Linked DNA regions of Homo sapiens: region 2 is linked to region 1. A link is a loop called in an ENCODE intact Hi-C map of the cell type or tissue named here. Cell type or tissue: heart right ventricle. All regions are shown on one strand. Links, peaks and the distances in the headings refer to the core of each region. The heading gives the core; the rest is flanking DNA. Region 1 holds the start of LINC01039 (long intergenic non-protein coding RNA 1039). Region 2 overlaps CLYBL (citramalyl-CoA lyase).

Region 1 (4,394 bases), core at 256-4,255:
TGCCTCATCTTCTCAATTCATCACAATCTGACTCTCCCAATTGAAATAGACATTTCATTGATAAATTCCTAATTGCCCAAAGAGGCACCTGACAGGACTTTCCTCTCTTAATCACCTCCTTCTGAAAACATTCTTCTCCCTGATTTCCTCATTGTGTTTCAGACCATTTCTTTTGAGGCCAATATGGTTCATATACAGTAGGAAGAGTAAAAAGCTATTAGAGATTAGACAAAGCTATTGAAGTTGGACAAAGCTATTGAAATCCCAGCTCTGCCCTTTACAAGTGATATGACCTTGATCTCTGTGAGCTTGGTCGGCCTTCTCATTTGCAAATTTGGGATAACAACAATAGGTAGCTTGCAGTGTTGTTTGAAGAACAAATAGGCTGGGTGTGGTAGCTCATGCCTGTGATCCCAGCACTTTGGGAGGCCAAGCCGGAAGGATTGCTTGATACCAGGGGTTTGAGACCAGCCTGGACAACATAGCAAGACCCCATCTCTACAAAAAATAGAAAACCTTAGCTGGGTGTGGTGGTACAGCCTGTAGTTCCAGCTACTCGGGAACTGAGGTGGGAGGATCACTCGAGCCCAGGAGGTCGAGGCTGCAGTGAGCATTCATTGCACCACTGCACTCCAGCTTGGGTGAGAGTGAGACCCTGTCTCAAACATAAATAAATAAATAAATAAATAAATAAATAAATAAATAATTAATTTATGTAAAGCACCAAGACATACAGCCTGGCACATCGTAGGTGCTCAATAAAGGTTAGTTGCTCTATTCTCCTAATGACCTTCATCTACCCCGTGGGTTAAGCTGGTGATACTAGGGGCTCCACTTTTCCACTGTCTCAACTCACTTTCTCTGAGCAATGTTACCACACTTGAGGCATTATGTACCACCACTTATTCAAAGTTGTAACTTCTTTCCAGACCTCTCTTCTCACCCAGATTGGGGGCCGATGTTGCCTGAGCCCCTATCACACCCAGAAACCCCTGTGAACCACACAACTGTCAGGAGCCTCTTGCCTGTGTCTTCAAGGGTCTTGGCCACAGCTGATTGGACCAGGGGCTGGTGCTGATCTTAGACTGGTCACGGTGCAAAGTCCCCACCCAAACGCGAGAGCTCTGTACGGACACAGGATGTAGAAAGACCCAATTAGAGCCTCTCTGTGTGCTCTTTGAATGTGAGATGGAGAGGAGGAACTTGGTATTGGCAGCCAGAACTGAAAGAAAAAAAGAAAATCCAGGACATAGCTTCCTCGTGGCAACCAAACCTAGGGGTAAGCAGCAACATTGAGGAGAAGCAGAAATAGTCACATTAGAAGCTGAGACACGCATGTGCAGGGGTTCCTAGAGCCAGTGGCAAAGGATGCCTGATACTGTGCCGGAGCTGCTGGGAGTCACTGCTCGTCATGGAGGGCACCCTGAGGCCCCATGGAGCCAAGGCGTTGGGACAATTTCCTGTCTCTTACTTTTCATTGCTTCGTTTCCCTCTTTCACAGAAATACATATATATTCACTCCCCCACCCCCAATTGTAATTAAAAGATGCTCATAGCCGTCATTTCGCTACAATACATGCTGTCATCTGAAAAAGCTTTCTTTGCTCCTTGGAGCTTAACCAACACAACTTCAGAGCTGCAGACCCACCTAGACATCCACCATAGTGACTATAAGATATCCTTTTCTAGAGTCTGCTGAATGAATACATGGATGAATGAATGAATGAATGCATGTATACACACATACAAACAGGGGGATAAAGGAGGAATGAGCCAGACGGGACATAATGAAAAAGCAGGGAAGAATTAAGACAGTGCAGAGCCGCGGGCAGCAGTGATTGAAGCTTTGATGCTCAAGCATCCGTGGGCTCCTCGTTTCTGTAGTGCAGAGTAAACACAGAAGTAAAACAGGGTGTGAGTGGGCATCAGAATCACCCCATGGCTTCTCAAAACCCAGATTGTTGTCCCCACCTACAGAGCGAATTCAGGTCTGGGGAGGGCCTGAGACTTTGAGTTTCTAACCAGTTCTCAGGTGATGCCTGGGGACCCACAGAGTCAGCAGAATTCCGAGAAGTGAACGTCTACAAAAGCCAAAGAGCTCAGAGGTGCGGCAGAGGTTCCCTCAGAGGTTGAGGGAACTTCTGTGTTGTTGGTCCAGATAGTGATTTGCAGAGGACAGCAGATTTTGCAGCTTCCTGCCCCCTGAAAAAATACAAAATAAGGATTCCTGTCTCATTGTTAAATTTTGCAGGCAGGGAGGGCGAGTTGTCTTCATTCAAGCTCTTGTCACACTGTCCCCAGAACCTGGCCCCGACTAGGAGAACGGCCTGCCTTGGTTAAGGGGTCATTCAGCATTCAGTGTTGTCTCACTCAGAATCCTGCACTTCCAGCTAAAATCCAGCTCAGGTCAAAGGCACTCAGTGCAGTAAAGGCATCTGTGCTCAGAATCCAAATATCAATAGAACAGAAACTAAAAATAATCAAAACCACTGAAAGGAGGTTAAGAGTCCTGTCCTGAAAACAGCTATTATTTGCCCATCCTCTAGGTTACGGTCAAATTAGGACTCAGGAAGCGAAGGCTCTAGAGCTCCCTCAGATGGTTATTTTTATTTCAATTCCATCCCCATGTCAGAGTGTATTTCATTACTTACTAGACTTGGGACATTATTGGTTGCCTGCTGTATGAGTTTCCGAGGGCTGCTGTACAAAATACTGGCACCGTATGGCTTAACAACAGATTGATTCACTCACAGTTCTGGGGTCAAGGTCCTGAGATCAAGGGCCATGCTCCCTGTGAAATCAGCAGGGAAAGATCCTTCTCTCTTCTTCCAGCCTCTCTTGGTTTGCTGGCAATCCTTGGCCTGCTTCGGCTTGCAGCTGCATGGCTCTGATCTCTGTCTTAGCTGTTATATGGCATTCTCCTATTTTTATAGGGACACCAGTCATCTTGAATTAGGAATCTGTTCCACTCCAGTATGACCTCATCTTAGCTAATTACAGCTACAAAGACCCTATTTCCAAATGATGTCATGTTCAGAGGTACTGGGAGGTTAGGACTTCAACATATCTTTTTTTGGAGGGGACACAATTAACATCGACCCTAGACCTTTACCTTTTTCTCTAGTAAATCCCAGATTTTTCCAAAAGCATACTAACTGATAGGCCTACAGATAAAAATACCCAAGCAGAGACCGGGACGACCCTGCCAATGTGGTAATGGCTCGTCCCAACAAGTTATTCCTTGTGCATAATAGTTCTTGGGCTCAGCCACAGAATGTGCTCTTTCTATGTATTTACAAGATTACAAGATCTTGCTCTGTCACCCAGGCTGGAGTGCAGTGATGCAATCATAGCTCACTGCAGCCTCTAACTCCTGGGCTCAAGCAATCTTCTTACCCCAGGTTTCAGAGCAGCTGGGACTACAGGTGCGCACCACCATGTCCAGCTAATTATTTTATTTTTTGTAGAGACAGGGTCTTGCTATATTGCCCAGACTGGTCTCAAACTCTCAGCCTCAAGTGATCCTCCCACCTTAGCCTCTCAAAGTGCTGGGATTACAGGCATGAGTGACTGTGCCCAGCCTCTATTATTTCTTATAACTGCATATAAACCTAAAATTGTCTGTTAAAAAAAGAAAAAAGAAAAAAAGAAAAAGAAATGACTTGCTGGGGTTGGGTTGGTAGGGAGGAGAGCTGGGTCCTGGTCTCCTTTAGAGTAATGTGCTTTGATTATGTAACAATTGTGGAGTTCTGGGTCCTTCTGCACCTGGATCTTTCTCTGGGGAATGGGAAGGCGAGAAAGATAAGGCAGGGAGAAAGTGGGGATGTTGCATTTACTCCCCAGACCACCCTATGTTTCTATGTGTACAGGACAACGAGCTGGGCCATCCTTCCCTAGGAGAATAACTGGTCACCTGAGCCCAGCAGCAACACCTCAGAACCTTCCAGAAAGCCCAAGAAATTACAAAGTCATGCTGCCAGTGGGCCCACAGGTCAGCACCGTGTTGCCAGCAGGATGTCCTCTCCTCAGCCACACAGAGACTTGGATCTGCTGCTTCTGAACACAGGCTCCCACCCAGGGGAGATGTCTGTAGGTCTTCCTTCAGCCATGTTCCCCCAGGGAGGCTTGGCCTGGCTCAGACTCTCCTTGCGCTCCAGCCCCCGAGGAGTTTCTAAAACCTGCCTTTGCCAAGGGGCCCATCAAATTCTGTTTAGAGGCAGGAGGGTTTGTGTGCCAGCAGGACGGTTGCTATATTGCCCAGGCTGGTCTCAAACCGCCCACAGAGAGTTCTGGAATGTCCCCCATGGCATCCCATCCACTGGGAACCTTTGCCCTTAGGGGCTTCTGGGGCATTCACAGACAATAGTACTGTTGGCTTCCTGTTCCACCCAGTG
Region 2 (4,394 bases), core at 183-4,182, 53 kb before region 1:
CCCAGTCTACAATGTCTCGATTTCTGTCATATTCCTTACAAGGGAGAAACAGAACATTATTTTCTCATCTTGTATCAAGTATCTCTATTTTTCCTAGCTATTTCATGACATTTAAAAATTTATTTAAAAAAATAAGTAATACATCCACATTAAAAAATATTCAAATGATCAAAAGAAGCACAAAATAATAATTTAGTCTCCTTTTTCATACTCCAAGCTCTCAATCTCTTCCCCTTTTCCACGGGGAAGGTTATCACTGTTAAAGTTTTCTTGCGTGTCCTTCCTGAAATAATTGCTATATAAATATTTATTATTATTACTATTACATGTTTACATCAACACAGATGGATCTATCTGATTATTTTCTTCATCATTTCTGGTTCATTTCTTTTTATAGATCCAAGTTATCATCTGGGGTTATTTCCCTTAAGCCTAAAGAAATTCCTTTAGCATTTCTCATAGTCAGATTCTTTGCAACAAATTCTCTCAGTTTTTGTTTAATTATAAAGGTCTTTATTTGGGCTTCAATTTTGAAGGATAGTTTTGCTGGACGTAGAACCCTGGGTTGATATTTTGTCTTTCAATACGTTTACCTTCTACTCTCCACTGTTTCTGATAAGCAGTCGGCTGTTAGTTATATTATTGTTCCTTCTGTGCACCTTCTTTTTTTCTCAGGCAGCTTTCAGGACTTTCTTATTTTTGGATTTCAGCAATGTGGCTCTCATGTGCATGTGTGTGTTTTAATTTATCTTGCTGAGTGTTTGTTAAGGGATCAGTGAGTTAATGGATTTCACCGAATTTGGAACATTTCTGGTCATTATCCCCTCAAATATTTTTTCTGCCCTAATCTCTTTTTTGCTTCTGGAACTCCAACTATACATGTTAGACTGCTTGGTACTGTCCCACAGGTCTCTGAGGCTCTATTTGCTTTTCTTCAATCTTTTTCTTTTCCTCAAACTGAGTACATACGATTGATCTATTTTTCAGTTAACTTTGTCTGCTATTGAGCTTACTGGTAAAAATTTCTATTTAGTTCATGTATTTTCACCTCTCTTTTCATAAAATTCACAATTTTCACCATTTTAAAGTTTAAAATTCACAGTGCTGTACAAGCCTCACCACTAGCTCAAGAACACTTTCATCAACACAAAAGGAAACCCCATATGCATTAAACAATCACTTCCCATTCCCTCCTCCCCTCAACCTCTGGCAACCACTAACCTTTCAGCTCTTTTTCATAGCTATTTTTTTTTTTTTTTTTGAGACAGAGTCCTGCACTGTCACCCAGGCTGGAGTACAGTGGTGCCATCTTGGCTCACTGCAACCTCCACCTCCCAGGCTCAAGCGATTTTTGTGCCTCAGCCTCCCAAGTAGCTGGGATTACAGATGCGTGCCACCATGCCCAGTTTTGTATTTTTAGTAGAGACGGGGTTTTGCCATGTTGCCCAGGCTGGTATCAAACTCCTGACCTCAAGTGATCCGCCCACTTCTGCCTCTCAAAGTGCTGGGATTACAGGCATTAGCTACCACACCTGGCCTTATTTCTTTTCTTCTCTTCTCTTTTTTTTTTTTTTTTTTTTTTTTTGAGACAGGATCTTGCTCTGTTGCCCAGGCTGGAGTGCACTGGTATGATCTCGGCTCACTGCAACCTCTGCCTCCCACGTTCAAGAGATTCTCCTGTCTCAGTCTCCCACACCTGGCTAATTTTTGTATTTTTAGTTAGAGACAGGGTTTTGCCATGTTGGCCAGTCTGGTCATGAATTCCTGGCCTCAAGTGATCCACCCACCTGGGCCCCCAAAGTGTTGGGATTACAGGTGTGAGACACTGCACCTGGCCCATAGCTACTATTTCTAAGCTGATACTCCCTATCTGTTCATTCATTGTGTATACATTTTTATTAAGTCTTTGAATGTATTTATGGTAGATGCTTTAAAGTCCTTGTCTATTAATTGTAACATCTCTATCATCTTGAGTTTGGCTTCTATTATCTACTTTTTTCCCATTTCTACCTCTATCTAGTGGGGTTTTTTTGTTTTTGTTTTGTTTTTTTTGAGACGGAGTCTCACTCTGTCACCAGGCTGGAGTGCAGTGGCACAATCTCGGCTCACTGCAACCTCCGCCTCCCAGGTTCAAGGGATTCTCTTGCCTCAGCCTCTTGAATAGCTGGGACTACAGGTGCCCACCAGCACACCTGGCTAATTTTTTTTGTATATTTAGTAGAGATGGGGTTTCACTATGTTGGCCAGGCTGGTCTCAAACTTCTGACCTCAGGCAATCCGTCTGCCTTGGTCTCCCAAAGTGCTGGGATTACAGGCATGAGCCACAATGCCCGGCCTCTAGTGGTTTCTGATAGGACACTGGACATGATGATCGATATGTTATAGAGATTCCAGATTCTGCACATTTCTCTGAAGACTAATTTTTGTTCTAGCAGACAGCTAACTTGGCTGAACACAAATACCAAGTTCTGTCTTCCCTATGGTAGGCAGTGGCCAAGATCTTTGCTTAGTTTTTTTCAGGCTTAAAGCTGCTACTTTTTCACCAGGTTTGCAGACACATAGTTTAGTAGCCAACCAAGGATTTGTGCAATTTCATATGCAGATTTGGGTGTTTGTGCCCTCTGTAGCTCCCTCCTCTCTGGGGTTTCCCTCTTAATTTTCTGACTGCTCTGCCAGCTCTGCCAGTTTCTACCTCTGCCCTCTAACATCGCAATACAGTAAGGCTGCGGCTTTTGGCCACTTAATTAGCTTTGGGAGTACCTTCAGGTTAAAGCTACAAACCTGCAAACCTTATCCACCGCAGTTTGTCTTTTGAGGTAGATTCTCCTCCAGTTTCTGCCTGATTTTGCTTGCTTTCTGGTGACTTACAATAGTTTTTAAAAATACTTTGTGTGTGGCCAGGTGCGGTGGCTCACGCCTGTAATCCCAGCACTTTGGGAGGCTGAGGCGGGTGGATCACGAGGTCAAGAGATCGAGATCATCCTGGCTGGTCAACATGGTGAAACCCCGTCTCTACTAAAAATACAAAAATTAGCTGGGCGTGGTGGTGCGTGCCTGTAGTCTCAGCTACTCAGGAGGCTGAGGCAGAAGAATCGCTTGAACCCGGGAGGTGGAGGTTGCAGTGAGCCGAGATCACGCCACTGCACTCCAGCCTGGGCGACTGAGCGAGACTCCAACTCAAAAAAAAAAAATTTGGTGTGAATCTTACAAATCTACATAAAATACAGGGGGATTAGTACAATCAAGCTATTCTACCATTTATGGGAACTACCTTATTCTTTTTAACAGCTACGTCATTACTATGGTATGACTATCCCTGTATTTAATGAATCTTCAATTTATGGGCATTTGATTATATATACACACACATATATGTATGTAATATATGTATATATTATATATTTGCATATAAATTATATATGTGTATACATACACACACACACACACACACACACACACACACATAAATATTTGGAGACAGGGTCTGGCTCTGCCACCCAGGCTGGAGTGCAGTGGCACTATCTCAGGTCACTGCAACTTCTGCCTCCCAGGCTCAAGCAATCCTCCCACCTCAACCTCTGGAGTAGCTGGCACTACAGGCATGCGCCACCATGCGTGGCTAATTTTTCTATTTTTTGTGGAGACGGGATTTCACCATGTTGCCCAGGCTGGTCTCGAACTCCTGAGCTCAAGTAACCCACCTGCCTCTGCCTCCCAAAGTGCTGGGATTACAGGCATGAGCCACCACACCTGGACTTATTTTTATTAATATCTTTTTGGTAACGGTAAAAGAATCCTCCTTTCCAAAGGTATCCACAGTAGGTGGCTAAAGTGTAGTGGTTCAGCAAACATGCTTCAGAAACAGGGGTCTGGCTCCTGCTCCATCCCTTAGTAGGCATGTAAATTTGGATAAATTACTTAACTTCCCTGAATCTCACTTGCTTCATCTGTAAAATAGGCAAAAGAATATTTCCTCATGATAATATGAATGTATAAAAGTACAGTGCTTGGCATATAGAAAGAGCTCGGGAGACTGTAGTCTTCTCCAAGAATAAGAACAGGATTTAAGAGAGGGCAGAGCTGGGGTTAAGATCAACAATACAGGGCAAATGGGAACAAGAGGGCTCAGCTGGAATGGGAGGTCACAGGGGAAAGGTGAAAGAACAAAAAGAAGAAAGAAAAAAGAGAGGCCAAAAATAATATGTCTTTATACTAGGTAAGATTTCATCAAACGCTTTTCTTATTCAGAACTACTTTAGTCAAAACTTGTGAAATAGGCAAAGTTCATCCTTGCCAGCACTCCCCTGCCCCCAACTTCTCCACTTTTAGCACGTCTCTGAACCCTCTGGTGCCTGTGTTATAAATAGTCATGTTTTTCAGGGACTGTACTGACC

Evidence for each region. Peaks named below come from ENCODE experiments on the same cell type or tissue, not always from the same donor. Only the 100,000 strongest peaks of a DNase experiment are listed, where the experiment ranks them.
Region 2: it touches region 1 in a loop (12-fold over the local background); 2 of 110 quality-filtered maps call a loop at or near these places.

The regions. Positions count from the first base shown.
Region 1 is chr13:99,576,997-99,581,390 of GRCh38, reverse strand. LINC01039 (long intergenic non-protein coding RNA 1039) reads right to left here and starts at 4,279. Exons shown (of 4, transcript NR_126390.1): 1 at 4,000-4,279; 2 at 2,752-2,921; 3 at 1,026-1,222. In heart right ventricle, for the core only: a CTCF peak has its summit at 2,592; no DNase peak of the experiment used is centred there.
Region 2 is chr13:99,630,402-99,634,795 of GRCh38, reverse strand. The region is part of intron 1 of CLYBL (citramalyl-CoA lyase); the gene reads right to left. Among named protein-coding and RNA genes, the nearest start is that of MIR4306, 10 kb to the left of the region's middle. In heart right ventricle, for the core only: no CTCF peak of the experiment used is centred there; no DNase peak of the experiment used is centred there; H3K27ac peaks cover 259 bases.